Regions from separate parts of the Mus musculus genome. Here region 1 is linked to region 2. The links are chromatin contacts, found by Hi-C or POLR2A ChIA-PET in ENCODE. All regions are on one chromosome and are shown on one strand. The core of a region is the stretch at or near the end of the contact, and the rest is flanking DNA. Distances in the headings are between cores, read along the strand shown.

Region 1 (6,224 bases), core at 2,363-4,862, 36 kb after region 2:
CTGTCCTGGAACTCACTTTGCGGACCAGGCTGGCCTCGAACTCAGAAATCCACCTGCCTCTGCCTCTGGAGTGATAGTCTTCCTTTAAATAAAAATATAAAGTATGTACATACATTGGGTGTCTGCTTGTATTGTTCTCTCTCTCTCTCTCCTTTCTTTTTCTCTTTTCTTCCTTCCTTCCTTCCTTCCTTCCTTCCTTCCTTCCTTCCTTCCTTCTGTCCTTCCTTCCTTTCTTTCTTTTCTTTCTTTTCTTTTTTTTTTAAAGATTTTTTATTATTTATTTATTTTATGTATGTGAGAACATGGTAGCTGTAGAGGTGATTGTGAGCCTTCATGTGGTTGTCAGGGTTGAATTTTTAGAACCTCTGCTCGCTCTGGTCAGTCCCACTCGCTCAGTCCTTGCTCTGGCCCAAAGATTCATTTATTATTATTAGCTGACTTCTGATATACCAGAAGAGGGCATCAGATCTCATTATGGGTGGTTGTGAGCCACCATGTGGTTGCTGGGATTTGAACTCAGGACCTTCGGAAGAGCAGTCAGTGCTCTTAGCTGTTGAGCCATCTTGCCAGCCCTTCCTTTCTTTCTTTCTTTCTTTCTTTCTTTCTTTCTTTCTTCCTTCCTTCCTTCCTTCCTTCCTTCCTTCCTTCCTTCCTTTCTTTCTTTCTTTCTTTCTTTCTTTCTTTCTTTCTTTCTTTCTTTCTTTCTTTCTTTTTTGAGATAGGCTCACTCAATGACGTTAGGGCAGGGATGCTCTGCTCAGAGTCTGTGAGCTTCTCTGGGCCCTGGCGGAGCATGTCACACACGGGGGTGAAGTGCTGGTTTCAGCCAGGTCTGGGCAATGAGCCTACAAGGGCGGGCAGAACTCTGATCTTTGGATCTCTCTGCTTGGATTAAAAGAACAAAAAAACAAAATCCAGATTCCCCCAGATCCGCAGTCCAGAACGGGAACTTCCTCTAGCTAGATAGAAGGTGGCACTTCCTCCATCCCTGGAACTGGGGGGAGAGGGGGGGCTGGGGCTGGCACATCCTCAAGGTCCAGCCTTGGTGTTAAGCCAAGGTGGGATTTCCAGGCTCCAGAGTGAGCTGGGATTCTCCGTGATGAGCATGACACTTAGTGGGCACTTGCTGTATACCAGGTGTACTGAAGGCTTGGGGATTCTTCATGATGGCCATGACACTTAGTAGGCACTTGCTGTATACCAGGTGTGCTGAAGCCTCTGGCATTTCCTCCACACCCTCATGCATTCAGTGACATGGGTGTTGGTAGCAGCTTCAACTCACACAGGAAGAAACAGAGGCATCGAGAGGGTAACTCACCTGCCTGAGATCATCCAGTGCCGGGATTCATTAAGAAGACCCCTTCCCTGAAGAAGACCTTCAACTAGAACTTTCTCCACCTAAGGCTTTATTTATTTAGAGGTGTAGCCCAGGCTGGCCTTAAACTTACCAAATAGCCAAAGATGACCTTGAACTTCTAATCCTCCTCCTGCTGTCTTCCAAGTGCTGGTTTTACAGTTGTGTGCCACCCTGGGGCACCATGCTACCAACTGGGCGGCAGCCCCAGACACTAATTTATTTATTTTTTTAGCCTTTGTAGCCCAGGCTAGCCCGTACTTCACGATCTTTCTGGCTCAGCCTCCTGTTCTGCCATTACAGGTGCATACCATCACACCCTGGCTTCACCTAAGTGTCTACATGATGTCTGCAGCCATAGATGCTAGACATGGCAGAGAGCTAGCAAGGACTGTGTTTTTTTTCCCTTAAGAAGATTGGGAGAGGGGTTCATAAGCACCTACTGTATACTTAGAACAGCTGGAACAGCTGGCCTCATACTAGCCATGTGAAGGGGACATGATTGGGTCTTGTGTGAAACTGATGGCTGCCAGGGTCTCTTCTTTCTGTCTTGGCTGCTGGCTCCCAGCAAGTCATACATACCCTCCCTGGCTGTCTTTTCCCTTTTGGGTCCTGGATCGGGGTTGTCTGAGCAGGATTCCATTCCAGCCTCCCGCCTGTTTTAGTTCAAGGTTTCTTAGAACAACAGGAAGTAGTCAGGGAGGGTCATATAGAGAATGTAGAGATTGTGGCCCCTGTGCCAGAGGACCTGGTGTCAAGTAGGAGGGAGGTGACAGAGCTGGTCCTTGGTGGCCTAGCTGGACTGGACAGATCCCACTGCGGGTTTAGAGTTAGGAAAATTAGAAGTAGGGCTTCCTGTTCACTTTGGAATATGGATTAATGATGGCTGTGTTTGGCCAGTACGTCATGGAATCTGGACACTCCATCAGGGTGCCCGGGGACCTGGATGACTTGTCTCTATAACCCTAGGGGCAAAATACCCAGGCAAAGGTGTCTGTCCAGGTGTGTGTGTGTGTGTGTGTGTGTGTGTGTGTGCAGGGAAACCACAGGGCAAATCTTCTTCCTCCCCAGAAAAACGTAGAGTTACTGCTGCAGATGGTGGTAGGCAGGGGGTGGGGGGTGGGGGTGGGGGAGGCAGGGGTGGAGGAGGAGGGGCTGCTGCAGTTTTGGACTCAACCCTGGGTCATCCCTGGGTTGGCCTGCTGTGGTCTTCCCGGAAACCCACCAGGATAGAATTCCAGGGTACCAGCTCACTTCCATCTGGAATGGGTGCTGGCTGGGAAGAGGGGGAGGGAGGGTATTCAGACCACTAGGTGGCTCCAGTTCCAGGGGCTGGGCAGGTGCTCCCAGGGCTAGGCAGGTGCTCCCAGTCCTGCCAGTCAGGGCAGTTGCAGGTGACCTCATTCTGCACTCCCATGGGTGCCCGGCCCTAAGTTGCCCTTGCCAGCCTTTCTGAATACTCCCCAGTTAGTTAAACCACAGACTTCGAGAAGGAAGGTAGCTCTGCCAGCGTCTACCCTGGGACAAGCCTTCTGTTCACATGATCCCATTTAAAACTCGCAAAGGCACAAAGCATCTTGGGAACGGAGGAAAAAGGAAGAAGAGCTTTGCGTGGGGGGTGTGGAAGGGCCTCCTAAAAGCCTTGCCAGGAGACGTGACATTTAAGGCACACCTTGAAGAAGAAGAACAACAAAAAATACCGTATGCTCTGTGCCTGATTAGGTGTGTACCACTCTTCTGAGGCCCGTGTGGGAGTATCTCATTTAATTCTCTCTCAACCCTGTAAATGAGACACGTGTCGTGTCATGCTCCCTGAACAGATGAGAAAACTAAACCGAGGAACAGAGAGGTTAAGTGACTGACTCATCTAAGACCAGGCATTACCACATCTACCAAATGGCAGCAGAGTCAGAACTCAAACCCAGAAAGGAGACTTCTGGCAAGTGTCCCCCACCTCTCAGGACCCCAATTTGTGTGTGTGTGTTTATTTTGGTTTTTTGTTTTGTTTTGTTTTTAAATCCATAGATAGAGGGCTCCCATGACATACAGAGTTGCCGAGGGCTCAAAACTGAGATAATCCCCATGAAAGGCTCAAGCCGTGCCTGGAACTTGGTTAAGTGTTCGAGGATTGCAGATGGCTCTTATCGTGCCGCCCGGGCGGTGTTATCTCCGCGCCTCCCCTCCCCCTGCGGCCGCGGCTTCCTCCCCCGCAGTGGCAGCCGGTGACGTGGGAGCCTCCGCTGGCACACTCCGGGTTTAATTGGAGACGAAGAGAAGATGCAAGGGGATGTTCGAGGTCCCTCCCTCCACTCGCATCAGACCCCCAGGGAGCGTGCGCCGCCTGCCGCCCAGAGAGAGTACTGTTCCGGGACCCCGAGGCTGGTGTTGGGGTGGCAGGTGGAGGAGGTGGGAGAGGTGTGGAGGTGCTGGGTTGAGGGCCGGCAGGAGACACCCGGGTTCTTGGAGGGTTCAAAATAAGCTCAGTAACAGCCTGCAGCCCTGCTTGACTGCTCGCGCCTCCTCCACCCCACCCCTTGACCCATAGCGCCTGGGGGGTCCCCGGCTGAGTGCAGTAGCCTGGGGTGCCAGCAGGGGGCGCTCGCGTAGGGGTTCAGGGCGGGCGGGGCAGCTGCGGGGGGCGGGATCGGGAGGGACCTCCCGGGCGGCAGACGCCTGGCTCAGCCTGCCCAGATCGCAGCGCACAGCTACCTGTAGCTCTGGACGCATGTCCCCTTCCGGGACCCAGCACGCCTCCCTCCTAGCCCTGCATCCAGCCCACTCGCACCCCAGACCCGGACACGTGGGAACCGGCTGACAGCGTGCTTGGCCCGCAGCTGATGACATGTAGGGTCACCTCCTGGTCCAGCCTCAGAACCTCGGCAGACTCCTTGCCTGGAAAGTTTGGGACTGTGCGACATGGCCAAGAGCGGCTCGCTGAGTATCCGCGTGGTGGAGGGACGAGCACTGCCCGCCAAGGACGTGTGAGTCCCCGGGTGCCCACTGGGGTGCGTAGAAGGGTTGTGGGGAGCCCTGTTTAGGACCCGCTGCTGGGGATCCGCCCTCCCTATTCTGTGGGAGGGGGCGCCCAGGCTTAGCAGGTGCGGCACCTTGCTCCCTCCACCTCCACCCCACCCCCGGGAAGGAGGGTGTCTTTGTTCTAGGATGTCCCCAAGTGGGTCTTACAGGACGGGTTAAAGGAGCTCTGGACTGGGTACTCTTAGAGCCTAGGAGGGGGTTGAGCGATCCCTTCCTTAGCTCCAGCAGGTGTTGGAGGTGGGGCTTCTCCGAGCGACAGAAGAGGCTATCCAGAGACCACTAGGGGTAGAGCCCCTGAGGGCTGTGATCCAGACTGACCCCAAGATTTTTCATGCCTTAGGGGTGGTGTTTAGATTTGCAGCGCTTCACCAGGTGGTCCTCTAACCCGGAACCCCGGTTTTGTACCTGCAAACCTAGGGTGGACTATCTCAGATCTCCAAGTGATCTAAGAGACACTCGCAGGTGCACGTGTGATAGGTCTGGGGGCGCTGGGCTCCTCGGCCCCTGTCCTTGGCTCTGGTTCTCCGGGGCGGAGTCAACAAGTGCTGACTCAGCAGAATGGGGCTGGGGGCGGGTGGATGGAGCGGGTTACCCCCTCCTGCTTGGTCCAAAGCCAGAAGGGGCTTTGGAGGTGTCAGCACCTGAGCCAGGTGTCAGGATCCTTGGGCGGAGGTGTGTTAAGTGACCTTGAACCTGCCTCTTGCTGGCCTTTGGTGTCCCATCTGGGTCGTGTAGTGCTGGAAAGAGCTGCTGTTAGATCCTGTGTCCATCTGGGAGAGTGGAAGACACTGACTAGGAGGTCAGCTGTAGAAAGATGAGCAGGCATGGTGGGACCTAGAGACCATTCTTGGGTAAAACTCCCAACTACCCTAGCTGCAGATTCTGCATACGTCTTTGCTTTTGGGGAGCCTCCTTGGCACCCTCCAAACTGTAGCTGTGCCAAGAGGGGAGCTGTTTTGAGTACTTTTAGTACCCCACCTTCCTGGTTAGCTACCACAAATAAATACACACCTGAAGTAAAAGCTTTGAGCCACCCACTTCAAGATGAGCATTGGAGACTACAGAAGTGCAGGGCAGGAGTGGAGATTTGGCAGTTAGTGGCTGATGGAAGGGACCTGCCTAGAAACAGGGCTTTTGCTTCACTGAACTCCACCTGGTAAACCAGTCTTGGGAGAGTATTATGAGCTGGTGACAGATGTAGCCACCGGGCTAGGACACAGGCTCAAGGGCTCCATGATTCTTCGGGAAGGGGCTTTCTTGCATCTTGGCTCACCCCTGTCCCTCCAGTTTTCTGGCCAAGGTAAGCTCTGGGGTTGACTGTGACCCAGAGCAAGGCTGAAGAGGTATCTCTGTGGCCTGCTGAGCACCAAGCCTCAGTTTCTCTCGTGGTCGGCTCCCTTCTTTAAAAGGGATCTTCTCGGAGCAAGCTGGGGGCTCCCTTGTCTGCGAGTGAGTCATTAGTTGTGATGTCTTCTAATCCCCTCTTCTAAGGCAGAGAGCTGAGACTCAGCCTGACCGGCGAGGTTTGAGTGGGTGGCCAACTCTGTCAGTCATTAATAAGGACTTACCCTGGACAGGTATCGTATTTAGCACTTTGTATGGCCAACTGGTTTCTGTTATCCCCGTGAAGATTCTGAGGACCAGAGAGGCAGTCGTGGTCATAAGATCACATAGCTGGGATATAAACACCAATGACTTTAATGTATGAACAGTACCAGGCAGGCAAGTAAAGATTGAGGGTTACATTTCCCATGCTTAACTCAGACAGGGGCCATGGGAGAGGCCAGGGCCTGGGAGAGGCCAGCTCTGCCTGCCACTCTGGCCCCTACCTGAT
Region 2 (6,528 bases), core at 2,543-5,042:
ATGGCCCATCCTCACCGTGGCACCCCGTGGAGGCGTTTCCAGCATCTGGAGGCCCTGGGGACCGTTGTCTCTATAGGACCCCACCCGAGCTTGAGTCCTGGCTTTGGGCCAAAAGCATCCCTGACGAGAATCTCACTTCCAAGGAGGCTTCGGCTTGGGAGGACAGGCCCCTCGCCGAGGGGGAGCTGGCCCCGAAACACGACCTGAGCATGCCTTGGAAGTGACCAGGGGACTCTGGACAGTCGCCCCTGATGTGTTAGGCCGGGGACTCCAAGGCCCATTGGTCTGGGGAGCACTGGAAGCTGGATGACCCGTGCTGGGGACAGTTAGGTGGGTGAGTGAATGGGACCGCCTCTGTCCCAGAGAGCAGGGAACACACAACCCATCCTGGGATGACATCTGGGAGCCTGCAGTCACTCTGGGCTCTGTCCTGGAGGGTCCAGCTGGGTGAATGGCTCGCAGAGGGGTCTCCCTGGGGCAAGGTGTGTGGCTGCCCCTAGGGGTGGCTGGTGGGGTCCAGAAAAGGGTCCGGAGCTTTGCAGCATCCCCCACGGCCATCCGAGACCCCTCCTTGCTAGTGCCAAACAGTGACTCATCGCAGTAGGATGGGGCATGGCCAATCAGCCTGAAAAAGGGAAGGGCACTGTGACCGGTGGTGGCGATGATCCTAAAGCCCTCTGCAACCTCACTTCCCACGATAAAGTAAGGCAGCAGAGCCTGCCTGGTACCCACAAATAAGCCTGACATTCTTTAATACAATGACAGGTATAGGTCCAAAGCAGCTCAGGGCTTCCCGCTCTCTTCTCCTGGAGACAAAAGGACAGATGACAGACCCCTTCCTGAATCTGCTCAGCTCCAGATTAATGGGAGTGATTAGGCCCATTAAGTGCCACATAAACAGAAGTAGCAGACACTGTCGCTTAGGGACAGCAAAAAGGCTCAGTGGGTAAGGGTGCTTGTGGCCAAGACTGGCGGCCTGCAGCCTGAGTTTGATCCTCCGCATGCACGTAGTAGAAGGAAAGAACTGACTCCAACAAGTTGTCCTTTGGCCTTTACCAGTGCACATCCCTCCCATCCCAAAACAACCAAATATAAATGTACTTTTCCAAAAAAGTCTATGTGAGCTCAGCAGAAATACATTATTTTTGCTTGAATAGTTCCCCTCCTCCCCAGAATCTCCTTTAATAAATTTTTATGGGGCTGGCGAGATGGCTCAGTGGGTAAGAGCACCAACTGCTCTTCCACAGGTCCTGAGTTCAAATCCCAGCAACCACATGGTGGCTCACAACCACCCGTAATGAGATCTGACACCCTCTTCTGGTGCTGTCTGAAGACAGTTACAGTGTACTTATGTACAATAATAAATAAATCTTTGGGCCGGAGCAACCAGGGCTGAGAGAGTGGGACGGACCAGAGAAAACAGGGTTGGTCCAAGTGAGCGGGGAAGACTGGAGCAAGCAGAGGTCCAGGTCCTAAATTCAATTCCCAACAACCACATGAAGGCTCACAACCATCTGTACAGCTACAGTGTACTCATATACATAAAATAAATCTAAAAAAAAAAAAAAAAAAAAAAAGAACCAAGGCGCTTGGCCATGGCCACACAACAGGTCCCTAACAAGCTGTTCCAGGAGACCTGACGGCTACTCTGGTGGTCAGTTTCAATTGCCAACTTGGCAAGATCTGGGATCATCAGGAAGGAGAGTGGCAGAGAGCAATCAGCTATGTCAGGCTGGCCCGCTGCCATACCTACGATAGACCTTCCCCTTAGTACTAGTGTTTTACCTGCACATGCCTGGGGTGTCAGAAGCGGGGGATGGGGGTCAGATACCCTGGGACTGAATAAAAGCAAGAGAGTGTGCTGAGCATGCAATGTGACCAACCATCTCCACCCCACACTGCTGTGACTTCTTATAACCAAGGAGAGCAACTCAAACCCTTTCTTGCCCAAGTTCCTTCTGCCAAGAGTATTTTATCACGGCAACCAGGAAAGGGACCAAGACAGCCACCCTTAAAACAGGAGTGCACCCCCCACCTTACCTGTATTTGTTTTTCTTCCTTGGTGTGAGGTTTGGGGTGCTGCCCCTGGAAGAGGGGGACTCACAGTCTCTCTTGGCCAGAGAGCCCTTCGGTGGTCCTGGGCCCACTCCTCTGGATCGGTTACAATTCTGCACCCAGGGTGGGTCAAAGTCTGGTTGGGCAGGTCTGGTTCTTGCTGGGCTGCCAAACAGGGTCTCATCCACATAGGATGCCCTGGCCTTGACCCTGTAGCTGGTGGGACTGCGGTGCTGAAGGTGGAGGGCTTTCATTCCGCTGCTGGGCCGGTGCCACCGGGGTCTTCACGTTGCCCAGTGGGTGTGGTGTGCCTGACAGACTCAGCCTCCAGGGCTCCCTGTAATAGGGGTCGGAATGAGCAATCAGCTTTTCCAAGTAAGAGCAGCAGCTTGGAATAACAAGCCCAAGGGCAAAAAGGGCTTTTTCTTGCTGAGGGAAAGCGACTGGTTTTTCTCAAAGGACTACTGTTGTTCAGTGGACACCTTGGAAGTGCTTCACTTTCTTGCCCGTCCCCGACACCCAATTTCAGTAGTCCAAGGTGGCCTGAAACTCACTATATTAAACTTTATTATATAGCCAAGAATGACCTTTAACTCCGGATCCTCCCGCTTCTACTTCCCACGGAGAACTGCACGATCGCCTGGCGTCTGAGGTGCATGGGTCAGGCTAAAGCAGGCACTGTCTTTTTAGTTGTGAAGACGGGAGAAAATGCCGTCAGCAAATATTTAATGAATAAGTAAATACACAATTACACCCTACAGTGTATGCTCAACAAATATAGTACGACTGCGGGCGTGCAGGGGAATGGCACCAACCAGACAAACTAATTAGGGTGGAAGAGGGAAAGGGGCTCCCAAGCTACTGTCGCCCCCCATTCCTACCTTGTGCAAAGCGCTTTGCAAACGTGGTGCGTTCCAGTCCTCGCCAACCAGTCTCATACGAAATGCATTTTCCCCGAGTCCAGCTCAGGCTCCCAACAGCAGAGTAGCAACGCACCGGCCAGCTTACAGAGCTGAAAGCGCAGGCGTCACGGGATCTCCATGCCTGGTGCTTTTTCTCCTGGAGCCTCCGGCCAGAAAGCTCTGTCTCCGCCACATTTAAAGCCTCATAGCACAGAATCAGCAAGGGCGCCACAGCGACACGCGCCCACCCGCATCCCTTGCTGGGCAACCGGTGCGACGCCCCACCCCTGCGCACTGGTACGTCCCTATACCCCGCCCTCGCGCTGATGGTACGTTCCACAGGCCACACCCCCAGCCTCATCTGTACATCCATTAGGCCCCGCCCCTTGGTAGGGTCAACCTTGCGTGGTTGGTACATTCCTCGAGTTTGTCCACACGTTCAGTTGTTATGTCCCTCAGGTCCTGCTCTCTTTACAGTTACCACATCTCTCACAGCTTGGCATTCGCGCAGTTAGTAGGTCCCTTAAGCATCTATCACGGTTCAGTTGACACATTCCGCCCCCACCAGTTGGTATGTCCCTCAGGCCTCGCCTCTGCCCGGCTGGTACACCACTTAGGCCCCGCCCCCGTTCTGTTGGTTCCTCCTTCTGGCTTCGCCCATTGATAAAGCCATGTTGACGCTCCGCCCCTGCGAAGTTGGTTGGTTTCCTCAGGCCCGGCCCCGCCCTACGGGTGAAACCTGGATTCTCGACGCCGCTCTTGCGTCTCACAGGCTCCGCCCCCGCGCAGTCGACGCGTCCCTTAGGCCCCGCCCTCTTCCGGGTCTAAGAGCCCGGCCCGCATGGCTGCTGGCAGACGTGTGGGACCTGGCCCGCCGTCGCGTCCCACCATGGCGCCGTGGAAGAAGAAGAGGCTGCGGAAACGCCGAACTGGGGCTTCCCAAGGCCGCGACAGCGACTCGGATGACGGCGAGTTCGAGATCCAGGCGGAGGATGACGCCCGGGCGAGGAAGGTAAGAGCGCGAGGGGGCTCCCTGTTCGGGCTCTCGGCCTGCGCCCTTCCGCTTGTCCGTCTCACTAATCGCGGTCCCTCATTGGGTCCCTTCGCGTGGGGGACGGGCTCGAGTTTACGCAGCCAATAGAAAGTGCAAGTGCGGAAGGTCCGCCTGAGTTTGGGGCGGTCTTAGATGAGAAAATTAAAGGGAAGGCCGGACCACTCTTCTGAGAAGCCGGTTTTAAACTAAACTAGTATTTACGGACTTATGTCGTGCTCTAGCTATGCCAGGCTCACCAGCAATGTCAGGGAGGACAGCAGGATTGGAACTGGGGATGGTCCGGTTCCAGTTGTATTCATCTTGGGGGATAGGTGTGATCACCAAGTGGGGCACAAAAGCCTATCGTTCATGACGCCCATCGTCTTGTGCATAGCGGGTATATCTGGTTCTCCATTTCTCCTTCCCAGCTCAGTCAATGAGCTGCACTCGTTAAGTGGTCAGTAAATGTGCAGAGACAGCTAGAGGCAATGAGAACGCTGGTGTTCATTGGCAAATACAAGAAGGCTGCTCCCGTGGTTCAGACCAAGGGTTTTGCTGAGGCCCAGTCCGGCACAGGCTGGCTGTAGTAAGACGTAATAAACTTTACAAGTCAAAACCCAGCCTGTGGGCTCTGAATGTAGCTTTGTTGATAGAGCGCTTGCCTGGCGTGTGCAGAGCCCTGGGTTTGAAGGCCATCACCAGGTAAAAGCAGGTATTGTGGCACACACCTGTAATCTTAGCTCCCAGGGTAGGAGTGGTGGCGGCAGGAGGATCAGGAGTCCAAGGCCACCCTGAGCTGGTAAGAGCGCCACCACCAATTCTTAATATTTTGCTGTACAAAAAAACCCAAAGGCTCCTCCAACCCGGGAAACACATGCTTATTAAAGGGCTTGTCGCACACCTGATGTAAATATGAACGGGAGAGCAGCCAAGTTCACACTGTACCATTACCCTCCACCAAAAATAAATAAATAAAGATGAAAAAAAGCAAGCCGGGCAGTGGTGGCACACGCTTTTAATCCCAGCACTCGGGAGGCAGAGGCAGGTGGATTTCTGAGTTCGAGGCCAGCCTGGTCTACAGAGTGAGTTCCAGGATAGCCAGGGCTATACAGAGAAACCCTGTCTCGAAAAACAAACAAACAAATAAACAAACAAAAAACAAAAACTAAAAAAACAAAAAGAAAAAACCCAACATCTTTGTGCGGTGCAATGAAACCAGAATATTACATTGGGTGCAGAGTCTGTTGACTTAGGATCAGTGGGGAAAGCCTTTTTCTTTCTTTTCTTTTCTTTTCTTTCTTTTTTTTTTTTTTTGTTTTTTGTTTTTTGTTTTTTGTTTTTTCGAGACAGAGTTTCTCTGTATAGTTCTAGCTGTCCTGGAACTCACTTTGTAGACCAGGCTGGCTTCGAACTCAGAAATCCGCCTGCCTCTGCCTTCCAAGTGCTGGGATTAAAGGCGTGCACCACCATGCCCAGCTGGGACAGCCTTTTTCATTCCCCACCCCCAACACACACACCTTTAGTTTGGGCAGGGTTAGAGACCAAACCTAGGGCCCTGTCTGTGCTAGGCATGTCTGTGTCTTTCAAGTAATCTTGGCCTAATTTATCTTCAAACAAAAATTCACCTGCCTTTACCTCCCAAGTGCTGGGATTAAAGGCGTGCGCCACCACACTGCCCTGCTTTTTTTGTATATCTTTATTTAGTCATTGTGTTTTGATGTGAGACAGGGTCTTGCTGTGTAGCCCTGGCAGGTCTGGAACTCACAGAGATCCTCCTGCCTTTGCCTCCGGAGTGCTGGTTACTGTCATATTGAGGTGACTGTCATAGCCCATCATGTTAAAGCACCAGGTAGGGTCTTGTGTAGCTCTAAGTAGCCTTGGACTCAGGAGGAGACAGGGATGGGTTTGATCTCTTGATCCTCCTACTTCTCTGGTGCTGGGATGACTGATGCGTGCCACCATGTTCCTTCCTAAGACCCACAAGAAGTTATACAATCACCTCTCTCATTAGAATCTAAAAGGTACCTGATGAGTGTCATCAAAAGGAGTCTAGTGAAGGAACTGGCTCTGGGGCCACCCACCTGCCATTTCAGCTCTCAGAAGGTAGACGCAAGAGGGTTGGGGGTTCAGAGGACCAGCCTGGGCACAGGAAACCCTGTCTGGAAAAGACCAAAAACGAAACAGAAAAGTTATACAAAGACACATAAAACATGTTTTGTTTTGTTTTTAAAGATTTATTTGTTTTATGGATGTGAGGACACTGTAGCTGTATAGATGGTTGTGAGCCACCATGTGGTTGTTGGGAATTGAATTTTAGGACCTCTGCTCACTCCAGTCAACCCTGCTCACTCTGGTTGGCCCCGCTTGCTCCAGTCAACTCCACTGGCTCAGTCCCTGTTCGCTCCGGCCCAAAGATTTATTTATTTATTATATATAAGTACACTGTAGCTGTCTTCAGACAGCGCCAGAAGAGGGCTCCAGATCTCATTACAGGTGGTTGTGAGCCACCAGGTGGTTGCTAGGATTTGAACTTGGGAC

Evidence for each region. Hi-C counts contacts between places; a loop is a spot of excess contacts on that map. ChIA-PET counts read pairs that join two places held with the same protein, here RNA polymerase II (POLR2A).
Region 1: a map of mature B cell shows a loop between it and region 2 (1.8-fold over the local background). The contact joins the promoter of Rasal1 here to the promoter of Ddx54 in region 2. A Hi-C loop is called at or near these places in 13 of 37 maps with a recorded cell type or tissue (CH12.LX, T-helper 1 cell, T-helper 17 cell and 5 more). POLR2A ChIA-PET finds 5 or more read pairs at or near these places in 3 of 5 experiments (Patski and embryonic stem cell).

The regions. Positions count from the first base shown.
Region 1 is chr5:120,645,200-120,651,423 of GRCm38, forward strand. It overlaps Rasal1 (RAS protein activator like 1 (GAP1 like)), which reads left to right and starts at 3,613. Exons shown (of 22, transcript NM_001359144.1): 1 at 3,613-3,711; 2 at 4,189-4,335. The coding sequence starts at 4,271.
Region 2 is chr5:120,609,338-120,615,865 of GRCm38, forward strand. It overlaps Ddx54 (DEAD box helicase 54), which reads left to right and starts at 3,793. Exons shown (of 20, transcript NM_028041.2): 1 at 3,793-3,969. The coding sequence starts at 3,799. Rita1 (RBPJ interacting and tubulin associated 1) reads right to left here and starts at 3,252. Exons shown (of 3, transcript NM_029096.3): 1 at 2,937-3,252; 2 at 2,041-2,392; 3 at 1-625. The coding sequence starts at 2,309. The coding sequence ends at 133.